Linked DNA regions of Homo sapiens: regions 1, 3 and 4 are each linked to region 2. The links are chromatin contacts, found by Hi-C in ENCODE. All regions are on one chromosome and are shown on one strand. The core of a region is the stretch at or near the end of the contact, and the rest is flanking DNA. Distances in the headings are between cores, read along the strand shown.

What was found. Hi-C counts contacts between places; a loop is a spot of excess contacts on that map. Pooled maps may share reads with other maps.
Region 1: a pooled map shows a loop between it and region 2 (10-fold over the local background). The contact joins the promoter of DYRK1B here to the promoter of GSK3A in region 2. A Hi-C loop is called at or near these places in 6 of 50 pooled maps.
Region 3: a loop to region 2 is called in a pooled map, with 7 times the contacts of the local background. The contact joins the promoter of PLEKHG2 here to the promoter of GSK3A in region 2. A Hi-C loop is called at or near these places in 1 of 168 maps with a recorded cell type or tissue (ascending aorta) and 9 of 50 pooled maps.
Region 4: a loop to region 2 is called in a map of naive thymus-derived CD4-positive, alpha-beta T cell, with 13 times the contacts of the local background. The contact joins the promoter of TOMM40 here to the promoter of GSK3A in region 2. A Hi-C loop is called at or near these places in 1 of 168 maps with a recorded cell type or tissue (naive thymus-derived CD4-positive, alpha-beta T cell), 1 of 37 single-sample maps with no recorded cell type and 9 of 50 pooled maps.

Annotation. Positions count from the first base shown.
Region 1 is chr19:39,832,856-39,835,555 of GRCh38, reverse strand. DYRK1B (dual specificity tyrosine phosphorylation regulated kinase 1B) reads left to right here and starts at 1,394. Exons shown (of 11, transcript NM_004714.3): 1 at 1,394-1,533. FBL (fibrillarin) reads left to right here. Exons shown (of 9, transcript NM_001436.4): 8 at 743-888; 9 at 994-1,098. The coding sequence ends at 1,018. RefSeq lists silencers at 1,582-1,691, 1,952-2,221.
Region 2 is chr19:42,241,193-42,243,892 of GRCh38, reverse strand. It overlaps GSK3A (glycogen synthase kinase 3 alpha), which reads left to right and starts at 1,291. Exons shown (of 11, transcript NM_019884.3): 1 at 1,291-1,710. The coding sequence starts at 1,428. RefSeq lists enhancers at 1-5, 620-669, 6-800, 730-939 and silencers at 1,230-1,439, 1,470-1,749.
Region 3 is chr19:39,411,225-39,413,924 of GRCh38, reverse strand. It overlaps PLEKHG2 (pleckstrin homology and RhoGEF domain containing G2), which reads right to left and starts at 1,256. Exons shown (of 19, transcript NM_022835.3): 1 at 513-1,256. It overlaps TRI-TAT1-1 (tRNA-Ile (anticodon TAT) 1-1), which reads left to right and starts at 1,665; the gene lies at 1,665-1,757. RefSeq lists silencers at 165-224, 335-404, 415-554, 1,085-1,444 and enhancers at 1,655-1,704, 1,715-1,814, 2,225-2,314.
Region 4 is chr19:44,890,002-44,892,701 of GRCh38, reverse strand. It overlaps TOMM40 (translocase of outer mitochondrial membrane 40), which reads right to left and starts at 1,448. Exons shown (of 9, transcript NM_001128917.2): 1 at 1,013-1,448; 2 at 242-309. The coding sequence starts at 1,286. RefSeq lists a silencer at 1,112-1,751 and enhancers at 2,062-2,221, 2,391-2,700.

The sequences.
Region 1 (2,700 bases), core at 145-2,644, 2.4 Mb after region 2:
GGTAATTTATTTATTTTTATTTTTATTTTTATTTTTTTGAGATGGAGTCTTACTCTGTCACCAGGTTGGAGTGCAGTGGTACGATCTCGGCTCACTGCAACCTCCAGTTCCTGGGTTCAAGCGATTCTCCTGCGTCAGCTTCCCGAGTAGGTGGGACTACAGGTGTGCGCCACCACACCCGACTAATTTTTGTATTTTTAGTAGAGATAGGGTTTCACCGTGTTGGCCAGGATGGTCTCAATCTCCTGATTTCGTGATTGAGCCACCTCGGCCTCCCAAAGTGCTGGGATTACAGGCGTGAGCCACCACGCCCAGCCTTAGACTGGGTAATTTATAATGAATGGAAATTTATTTGGCTCCCAGTTCCAAAGGCTGGAAAGTCCAAGATTGGAGGTCTGAATCTGGCGAGGGCCTTCTTGCTGTCATCCATTGGCAGAAGGGTGAGAGCAAGATAGAAAGGGGGCATAATCATCCTTTTAATCAGCAACCCACTCTTGTGATAATAGCATTACTCTATTCAGGAAGGCAGAGGCCTCATGACCTGAATCATCTCTCGAAGGTCCCACCTCTCAACTCTTGCATTTAAGGGTTACGTTTCCAACACATGAACTTTGGGGGACACACTAGAACCATAGCACTGAGTTTTACTTGAATTAATAATGAAAACATCTGGTTTAAAGAGCACACAAGAGAAAAACAGCCCAAAGCCCTGTTGTAGACATTAGTCCTTTCTCCTCTTTAGGCCAACTGCATTGACTCCACAGCCTCAGCCGAGGCCGTGTTTGCCTCCGAAGTGAAAAAGATGCAACAGGAGAACATGAAGCCGCAGGAGCAGTTGACCCTTGAGCCATATGAAAGAGACCATGCCGTGGTCGTGGGAGTGTACAGGTGAGCAGGGGCCCAGCAATACACCAAGACAGACATCTCTGTCCCTTGCACCCCGAGTGCCATGATCCTGGGGACCCTCCTTCATCACCTATCTTCCTCTCACAGGCCACCCCCCAAGGTGAAGAACTGAAGTTCAGCGCTGTCAGGATTGCGAGAGATGTGTGTTGATACTGTTGCACGTGTGTTTTTCTATTAAAAGACTCATCCGTCTCCCATGTCTGCTGCTCATTCCTCCCCTTGACCTGCTGACACAGGGAGCACGCACCCTTGGTCAATTTTGCGGGGTTGGGTAAATTCTCACTCGGTCACAGAGCGCATGCTCCGTTTCTAGCTGCCTTTGCGCAGCGGCAGCCTGGATTTCGGTTCTTGGGTGGGATTGGTAGCTCGCTGCGCATGCGTGCAGGTAAGCGGCCATCTCGCGCAGGCGGAGTGTCAGTGTGGGTCACGTGAGGGGAGCGGAGAGGGAGGGATGGGGGCGGAGTCCAGGGCGTGGGGGGGCCGGTTTGTTGTGGTCGCCATTTTGCTGGTTGCATTACTGGGTAATCGGGGCCCTGGCTTGCCGCGTCCGCCGGATACCCTCAGCCAGTGGGCAGGTCTGAGCTCGGGCTCCCCGAGCAGTTTGAGTCCCCTTGCCCGCTCCTTCAGGTAACGGCGCGGGGACGGGTGGGGCGGCAAGCGGTCGCAGGGAGGTGGGCAGGACGGGATCCGCCCTGCTCCCGTCGCCGTGAGACTTAGCACGAGGCCAAGGGAGGAGAGGAGGGGGGTGGCAGGCAGGTGCGGGCCCTGCCTGGCTATTCATAGTTGAATTCCTGGAACCGGCCAAGCCCGAGGAAGCAGTTGCAGGAGGGAGGCTGGGAGGGGGTAGCCGGGCCCCACTCCCGCCCTTTGTTTGGGCTCAGCTCCGCGGGCCGCTTCTTCGTCGCCTAGCAACAGCTGCCCTAGGCTGTGATTGGCTGAGCTCTTGGCACCAGCGACCAATGGTACAGTTGTTGCCATGGCAGGTGCCGATTGCCAAGCTCAGTCGGGCCCCGCCTTCCGGTCTCAGCAGGCCCAGGAGGGCCTCCTGGGTGGGGGGCGGGACGCCGGGTCCCTAGGGGCTGGTGGTCACTCAGGGTGGGGCGTGTCGCCCCTCCCCCGTCCACCTGCTCTACTCTTCCCCCGCGTGCCCTGGGCTGACCCTTGTCCCCTCCTCTCCCCGCCCCCGGTGGCAGTGGCGGCTGCTGTTGTCACCCACCGGGCCTCCTGTCCCGCTTGCCCTCCCCGCCGCGGGGCCGGCCGGGCCAGAGACAGGCGGTCGCCTTTTCAGCGCCGCCACCGCCGCCATGCTGGCCGCTCGCCCACCCCACTGGGGGCCCCACCGCGCCCCAGCCCCCCGTGGGCCCCGCGCCAGCCCTGACCCGGGTAGGGGGTGGGGGCTGGGAGAGATGATCCTGGTGTGGGAGGGCCCCGGAGAAGAGGTGGTTTTTTGGGGGAAGCTCCAAGGGTGGAGGAGTCGTGGAGTGGCAAGGCATGGAATAGGAGAAAGGGATTTGACATGGGGGAGAGAGTGGCCCATGGGGAGAAGATTTTTGCTGTAGCTGACAACTCTGGGAGGAGAGAACCCTATGTGATAACTTGGGGATTTGACTTTGAGGCCCTCTAGGAGTGGACACAGTTGTGGAATGACCCTGGTATAAAGAGGGGTGCCTGGAGAAAGGTCTGTGGTAGGAATATTAGGGTGTGTGTGTGTGTGTAGGGGGGCAAGGAAGCAGTGTAGGGGAGAAAAGGATGATCACTCTAAACTGTGGGAAGAGACACCTCCTCCTTCTCCCA
Region 2 (2,700 bases), core at 42-2,541:
CCACACCCGGCTAATTTTTGTACTTTTAGTAGAGACGGGGGTTTCGCTATGTTGGCCAGGCTGGTCTCGAACTCCTGACCTCGGATGATCCGCCAGCCTCGGCCTCCCAAAGTGCTAGGATTACAGGCGTGAGCTACTGGCGCCCAGCCTGAGCCACAGCGCCAGGCCCAGAAATGACATTTCCGTCTTTTTAATGCTCCATTCAGCTTCCTGGTGCGAACCACATTGCTAGGAAAAGCTAGACTGTATCCGAAGACTAGTTAGTGTTCTGAGAAACCGCCGGGAACTTTGTTTCCCGAATCTTTGCAGAGTTGCGGTTAGAGAGGGGACATTTTTTCTTTCCTGATCTATGGTCACCTGGAACTTAAAGGTGCTTGGATCCATTTTCCAGCAGTCCTTGATCGACCTCGGCTCTTTCTTAAAGAAGGACCTGGGGGCGAGGAAGGAGGCGCTGAAACACTTTTAAGTCTCTCCAGGGAACTGCCGCAGTCTCTAACCTTTCGTTCACACGCCCCTGATGGTGGCCATTGGACTTCGCTTCCCGGCAAGCCTCCGCAGACTGGCCTCACAGAGGGTCAGGTCTGGACTATTCCCCAGCATGCTTGGAGCTCATGGGCGATCCCGCCCCCTCAGTCAATGGGGAGGATACGTCGAACTCCATTTCCCAGAACACACCAGGGCTCGCTGTGGCAACTGCACTGAGGCCTTGGTGCTGACTACACTTCCCGGCAGGGACTGCGGCCCAGCGTACCTGGAAAGAGGAGCGCGTAAACCTACTCCATTTCCTCGCCCATCTCCGGAACTGCAGTATCCACCTGGGGCTTAAAAACCACCTGAGACTCCATTTCCCGGCGTGCTTTAAAAATCGCTTTACACCTGCAATGCGGTGAGGGCGTGGCGACGACTCCATTTCCCGGCTTGCCTCACGGCCCGAGACCCGCAGGTTCACGCGGGCCGACTCAATTTCCCAGAGCGCACCGAGCTCTGGGAGGCATACACAGCTAATAGACTGAGTGAGTGGACTCCGTTTCCCAGCGTGCATCAGGCTCTCTGCTTCCTAAAGTGCTTCAGGGCTCCCCGTCGTACAGTCGGCTGACAGATTACCCTGGACTCCATTTCCCGACGTACAGCGTGACCCGTCATTCCCGCCCATCATTCCCGCGGTCTACTCTGAGGCTTTTGTGGACTTCATTTCCCGGCGTGCCACGCGGCTCTCTGTGCGGGCCGAGGGCGGTGACGGCGGCGCGGACGACAGCCGGACTGCATCTCCCGGCGTGCCCCGCGGCGGGCGCTGGGCCGGAGCCGGAGCCCAAGCCAGAGCGGCGCGGCCTGGAAGAGGCCAGGGCCCGGGGGAGGCGGCGGCAGCGGCGGCGGCTGGGGCAGCCCGGGCAGCCCGAGCCCCGCAGCCTGGGCCTGTGCTCGGCGCCATGAGCGGCGGCGGGCCTTCGGGAGGCGGCCCTGGGGGCTCGGGCAGGGCGCGGACTAGCTCGTTCGCGGAGCCCGGCGGCGGAGGCGGAGGAGGCGGCGGCGGCCCCGGAGGCTCGGCCTCCGGCCCAGGCGGCACCGGCGGCGGAAAGGCATCTGTCGGGGCCATGGGTGGGGGCGTCGGGGCCTCGAGCTCCGGGGGTGGACCCGGCGGCAGCGGCGGAGGAGGCAGCGGAGGCCCCGGCGCAGGCACTAGCTTCCCGCCGCCCGGGGTGAAGCTGGGCCGTGAGTACTAGTGGCGCCCGTGTAGGGTGGTGATTAGGGTTCCCAAAGCTCCTCAGACATCCATCAGATTCTTTCATGTGCTTAGATAGGAGCTCGAGGTCACTGTGCCTCCCCATACCGGGGATCCGAGCCCTCTTCCTCCCAGGAAAAGGAGTCTTGGGGTTACCATCTCTTGGAGATCAGAATTACTCGTGGATCAGAATTACTAACACTTAAAGAAACGGGTTACAAGTCTCTGTTCTTCCATTATTGAGGTCTTGGGTCCTTGAGCCTTAAGAACAGGTATCTGATGTTGCTATTCATTATAATATTGGATCAGAGGTCACAGTCGCTTGCAAATGGGGATCTAGGGTTATTGTCTCCTAAGAGAACAAGAATAAGACCAACCCCGAAAAAGAGGGATCTGCATTCCCTGTCCTTCAGAAGATGGGGATTTGGAGCGAATATCACTTAGAAGCAGGGCTTTGAGGTTACTGTGTTTTGTCCCCAAAGAATAGGGCCAGGCTTTCCAAACCTGGTACTCAGATCATCTTCCCTATTAAAACCAAGACCTGGCATCATTACCCACCCTAAATCTTGTTGAGCTGTACTGCCAATGGTGAGAATTAATAGTTACTGCCTTTTAGATATAAAGACATTGGGAGTCAGCATATCCTTCAAACCAAGTCCATAGTCCATGTTTTAAAATACATGGCTTGGTGTGTCTCCTTTAACAAAAATGGAATGGAGCAGGGTAGGTCACAGTTTCCTACAGAATATGGATCTAAGGTTATACTTTTTTAATAATTGTTCTAAGGTATGGTGTCATTGGCTCTGAAAAAAAAAAGTGATGTAGGGTTATCTCCCTCTGAAAGAACTTGTCACTGGCCCCTCAAAATGGATTTGGTGGCCGGGCGCGGTGGCTCACGCCTGTAATCCCAGCACTTTGGGAGGCTGAGGTGGGCGGATCACCTGCGGTCAGGAGTTCGAGACCAGCCTGGCCAACTGGTG
Region 3 (2,700 bases), core at 7-2,506, 2.8 Mb after region 2:
AGTGACAGAAAGAAGGGGACAAGGAGAGAGAACCTGGCGAAAAAGATGGAAAGGCTGAGACAAAGAAGAGTGAGCGGAGCAGGAGGCGCAGAAGCTGCGAGTCCCGTTTGTCTGGGGCCGGAGGCTTAGGGATCCTGGGAACGTTTGGGCTCCAGCTGGAGCGGAGGGCGAGGGGCAGGGCTGGGAAAAGCCGTGGGCGGGAGGCCGCGGGGTCCCAGGGGAGGGCGGAGGCTGGGGGACCGGATGCCAGGGTCCTGCAGACGGCTCCCTCCCCCGCCGAGGGCTGCGCGCTGGGGCGCTGGCCCCGAGCCCTCGCACCCCCTCCGGCCGGTCTCTCCGAACCCCGATCGCCGTCCCCACAGCCACAGCCTCCCCAGCGCCTTCCCACACCCCTCCAGCCCCCAACTCCCGCCGGCGCCTCGGCTCGCCCCCCGCCGGCACGCCCCCTCATTGTTCAGCAGTGGCGCCGCCCCCTCCCCCAGTCCGCCTGGGCCCCTCGCCTCCCCCCTCACCTCCCGGGGAGCCTCCAGCCCCGGCTCGAGGCAGCCCGGCTCCTGCGCGACCCCGACGCGGTCCCCAGGGAGGTGCGGAGCCCAGACTCAGGGGCGTGAACTTCGGGCTCTCAGGCTCCAGGAATAGAATCTGGGGTCTCTCGGAGACTGGGGTCCCGCAGTCGGAATTTCTCAGTGTTCTACGTAGGGGATGCTAGGAGCCTCGACTCTGGAGTCTCAGATGGCGGCGCTGGGGACCCACATTCCTAAGTCTTCTAGGTAGGGCCGTGGGGTGGGGGATGGATTTCTGAGTTCCCCTAATTCTAGGGGCAGGAATGAAACTCCCTCCAGGTGGGAGCACAGGGGGGTCCCAAAGTCCTGGGTCCCCTTGAAGCGATGGCCGCTGCAGCCCGAAACTGGTTGGGGCGCTTAGAAGTCCGGATCTCAAGTTCCTCCAACGCGGGGTCTTGGGATCGGAGCCCTGGAGGGAGTCTGCGGTCCTGGATCCTGAGTTCTTGAAACGGGGATACGGGGCGCTCGGCCTCCAGGGTCTCGCGGGGTGACGTCCGGGCTCCCGGCTGCTCCAGGAGGGGGCGCTGCGCACCTGGATGGCTCAAGTCCTCCAGCCTGGGCGCCGGGGTCTGGACCTCGGGGTCTCTCAGGATGCGGTGCAGAAATTCCGGACGCCCGGGTCCGAGCCTCTGGACCCCTCGGGCTCCCGGCTGGGTGTCACGGGGCTCGTGTGACGGCGGCGGCGCCACATCTGGGGCGGGAGAGTCCGATCCCAGCTGTGAGGCGGGGGGCGGTCGCCCGGGGCTTCCCCTCCCCCGCTGTCGCCGGGGCTCACATCCTGTTCCCGCCTGCGGGGGGGGGAGGGGCTGCCTTCCGGCCGACCCGCCAGCGAAGGGTTAAGACCCCACCCCTTGTTTTGAATATTCATGAGGAGGCGTGTCCTTCTGGTAGGCGACACCCCTACATTCCAAACGCCTCGCGGACTTTTCCCTTTTACAGCAAGGGCCGCGAGGCGTGAGAATCCGGAACTGGCAATGCACTGTCTCCTATTGGTCAATGCAAAATGTTTAATTTGCATATATAACACAAGGCGGGGCCCTCCGGTGAGGTCACGTGGCTATGAACCACTGAAGAAGACCCCGGCGCAGGGGTGCGGCCGGAGCTCCAGTGGCGCAATCGGTTAGCGCGCGGTACTTATATGACAGTGCGAGCGGAGCAATGCCGAGGTTGTGAGTTCGATCCTCACCTGGAGCACTTTTTTTCCCCATCAGTTTTTATAAACTTACACATCTAATAAACCAACCAAAACATCTACATCACTTAGATGAATGAACGTTTCTATCTTTTGAATTATTGGGCTCAAAAGACTCCTAGGGCTTTGGCGACGGTCCTTTGGGTGTTCTGTATTGTAGGGAGGTGCCGTTTCCGTCCCAGCCACCAGGTGGGGGTATCGTCTCTTATTAGATGCTCTGGGCATGGAATTGTGTGCAAACAGTTTGACTTCTGTAGAGATGTGGGTCCTCGGCAAACTGTATATGACTCTGCCTCCTCTGTATTTCTCTGTCTTTTTAATGCCTCCTTTACAGATGAACATAGCTATCTGTCTTGGAGTTTTCGACCTCTGTTGAAAAGGAAAACTATGTTTTTGAGTCGACTTGTTTTTTCAATAAATATTGAACATTCACTATGCCTGGCTTCCTTTAGCTGTGTGTAATACAGCAGTGAACAAGTAGTCCCTGCCCCTGAGGACGCGACATTCTAGTGGGGAGGCAGATTGCTGTCAACATAAGAATTAAGTACATTTTAATGTTAGGTGGTGATGATAAATGTCATGGAAAAAGTCGAGCAAGGTAGGGAGGATGGGGTAGTTGGAGGTGGGGTGTGGATTGCAACAGCAGTGGTCAGGGAGGATCTCACAGAGAAGGCAACTTTTGAGCAGAGACATGAAGGAGGGGAGTGAGCCATGGGGACACCAGGGGAGTGTTCAGGCAGAGGGAACAGCTAGTGCAAAGCTCCTATGGATGAAGCAGACCAGACTTGGTAGAGCAGCTAGGAGGCCAGTGTGGCTGGAGCAGAGTGGCCAAGGGGGAGGGTAAGCGATGGGTGCCAGATTGTGTGGGCTGTGGGGAGGACTTCGGACTTTGACTTTTATGTGACCTGACTCAGGTCTCATAACAGGCTTCCTTTGGTTGTCTCG
Region 4 (2,700 bases), core at 199-2,698, 2.6 Mb before region 2:
AGGTGCTGCCGGTAGGCCCACAGACCTGTTCCTTCACTCCAGCCTAGCTGCTATGGGGAGACAGTACCTCTGGATTCTAGGTCCCCAAACTGAGTAGTCAGTCTGGCACTATATCTCCGAGTCTTTTCAAGTATCAGGGAGCCCAGCTCTTGAGGGAGGAGTAATTGGGCCGAGTGTGCAGATGCAGGGAGGGGGACGGCGGGGACGATCTCTGGTGGGTAAGGACACCAGGAAGGCTCACCTGAAAATGGTTACTCAACCCTTTGTTGACTGTGAGCTTGACACCCTCCATCTGAATGGGAAACAGCTCTGGAGAAGAGAAACGCTGTCACACTCCACTCCAACCCCACACCAACTCTCATCTCTTCCTTCCCTACCACCCCCAGCTCTCTCCAGAGACCCACAGCAGAACATCTCACAAAGGATTCCACCTGTAAAGAGGCAGTACAGCCTAGTTAGACAGGGCCAGGGCCTTTGCTTGCTCAAATCTCACTGCCACCAAGCTGAGCAACTTTAGGTCAAACTCATCATCTGAAAGATGGGACCCTCACCACACAGAATTGTCCCAAGGATCTAATGAGTTAACGTATAATGAACACCAGAACAGAACTCCATAAATCTCCACCACTACTACTACTCTAATTGCTCCAGGCTGGGATCCGGAGGCTTTGGGTCCCATACCCAAGGAACCTCGCTGACACCTTGCTGACACCGTGACCTTGGGCCTCAGTTGCCTTCCCGATCACAAGAGAAGTCTGGCTTGGCTGATCCCGGGGCTCCTCAGGTCCCTAAAGGCTTTTCTCTACTGCTATGACATTCCATCCCGTTTCCAGCATTTGATTCCATCATTCTAAGCCCCAAGTCCAACGTTCCACCATTCGATCCCAACATCACCTCCTAGTGCTGTTAAATAATTCCAATGGTGCGCGCCAAATCCCAGAGTCCCCAGTGTCCTCCCCCTTCCCCCGAGATCCAGGCCATCGCAGCCCAGCGGGGGCCCCTCGCCCCTCACCCTTGCACTTCCGGTGGCACTCCTCGAATGTGCCCGGGTTGGGCAGGCAGCCGCAGGCCCCATCCTCGGCGGCCCCTGAGGCGCTGGCGGTTGCAGCCCCGGGGGTCCGTTCCGAACTTCGACTCGTACTGGTGCCGGCGCCCAGGCTGCCTCCCAGCGGCGGCAGCGTGAAGCCCGGCGGCGAGGGCGGAGGTGGCGGCAGCCCCACGAGGGCCGGCGCAGGCGGCGGTGGCGGCCCTGCGGGCGGCGAGCTGGCAGCCAACACGTTCCCCATGGTCGCCTGCTAGGGGAGAGGTCAGAGGGCAGAGGTCAGGGCCCGCGCGCCCCCGACTCAGCCCCAGCAAATCCGCACCCGGCTCCGGCCCCGGTTCTCACTGGCGGCGGCGCCTGCTCCCGGCCTGGGCTCCGCTCCCACCCCGTGCGCCACGCGCAACCGAACCCGCTGCCGCCGCCGCCACCACCGTCGCCCCGCCCCACCTAGCCCATTGGTTTAGTGTGCCCTGAGGCCCGCCCACCAGCGTCAAGACTCGGTCTTCCCATTGGACTTGTGCATAAAGTCCCGCCCACTTTCCCTGAAATGTCCTTTTGTATTGGTTCTCACTCGCAGGGTAGCCACGGCGCCCCTCCCACCCTTCCCATTGGCTCGCAGCGCCTGCGCCTATTGGCTCGCGTCGCCGCGGGTTCCGGTGCTAACCCGCCATTGGTCTGTGCTGAGCATTTTGCCACGCCCGCTGAGGCATCGCCCCGCCTCTCTCCTGGAGGAGGCCCTCTTTTGATTCCGCCCCGCGGCGAGGTTGCTGTGATAATTGGTCGGCTTTGACCCTTGCAGCATTTTGATTGGCTCCAGCGTGTACGGGGTCGACCTTGGTGGCGTATCAGCTTGGTACTCTCATTGGCTAACGTTCCAGGGTCGAAGGACAGGTAAAGGTGGGTTGCGCGGCAGAGGCGGCTAGGCAGCAAGGTCAGGCCTCGCGTCCCACCAGGCACCGCGGCAGCCGGGCCCCCACCCCACCTCTGGTTCGGAGTAGCCGACCTAAAACCGGAAGTGCTGGCCCTTCCCAGAGTGCCTCGGGAGAATTCTAATCTGTTCTGCGAACCCTGCGCTGCTCCTCGTTACCCACAATGCCCTCATCACCTCTTAGCGAAACAGTTGCCTTAGACCCACCCCTTTCGTTACCCATCATGCCTCTTGTTCCTCGCGTCACTGCGGCTTCTATCTTTGGCCCATTCATTCCTCTCCCATTACCCATCATGCCTCTGCCCCATTCATTTGAGCTTCATTGCCCAGACTACTTTTAGCTCCAGCCTGCCTGCTCACTTTCGTCGTTCTTCCGGCCCTTCTCTAATTAGCCATCATGTTTTGGATCCATGAACTCCTGTCCGTTACCTCCCTTGCCCCCGGTCCCTATTTTTCCATTATTCATCACTCTGCCTCTGGCCCATTCATTCAGGTTTATTATCCGTCATGCCTTGGGCTCCTATTACAACATTATTCATGATTTTGCCTTTAGTCTACTTTTACTTGCCGTTTATTCATTAAACTTGAGCCTCTTATACTTTCGTTACTGCTTTTTTAATTTTTATTTTTTTAAAGACAAGGTTGGACTCTGTCACTCAGGCTGGAGTGCAGTGGCGCCATCATAGCTTACTGCAGCCTTGAACTTCTGGCCTCAATCGATCCTCCTACC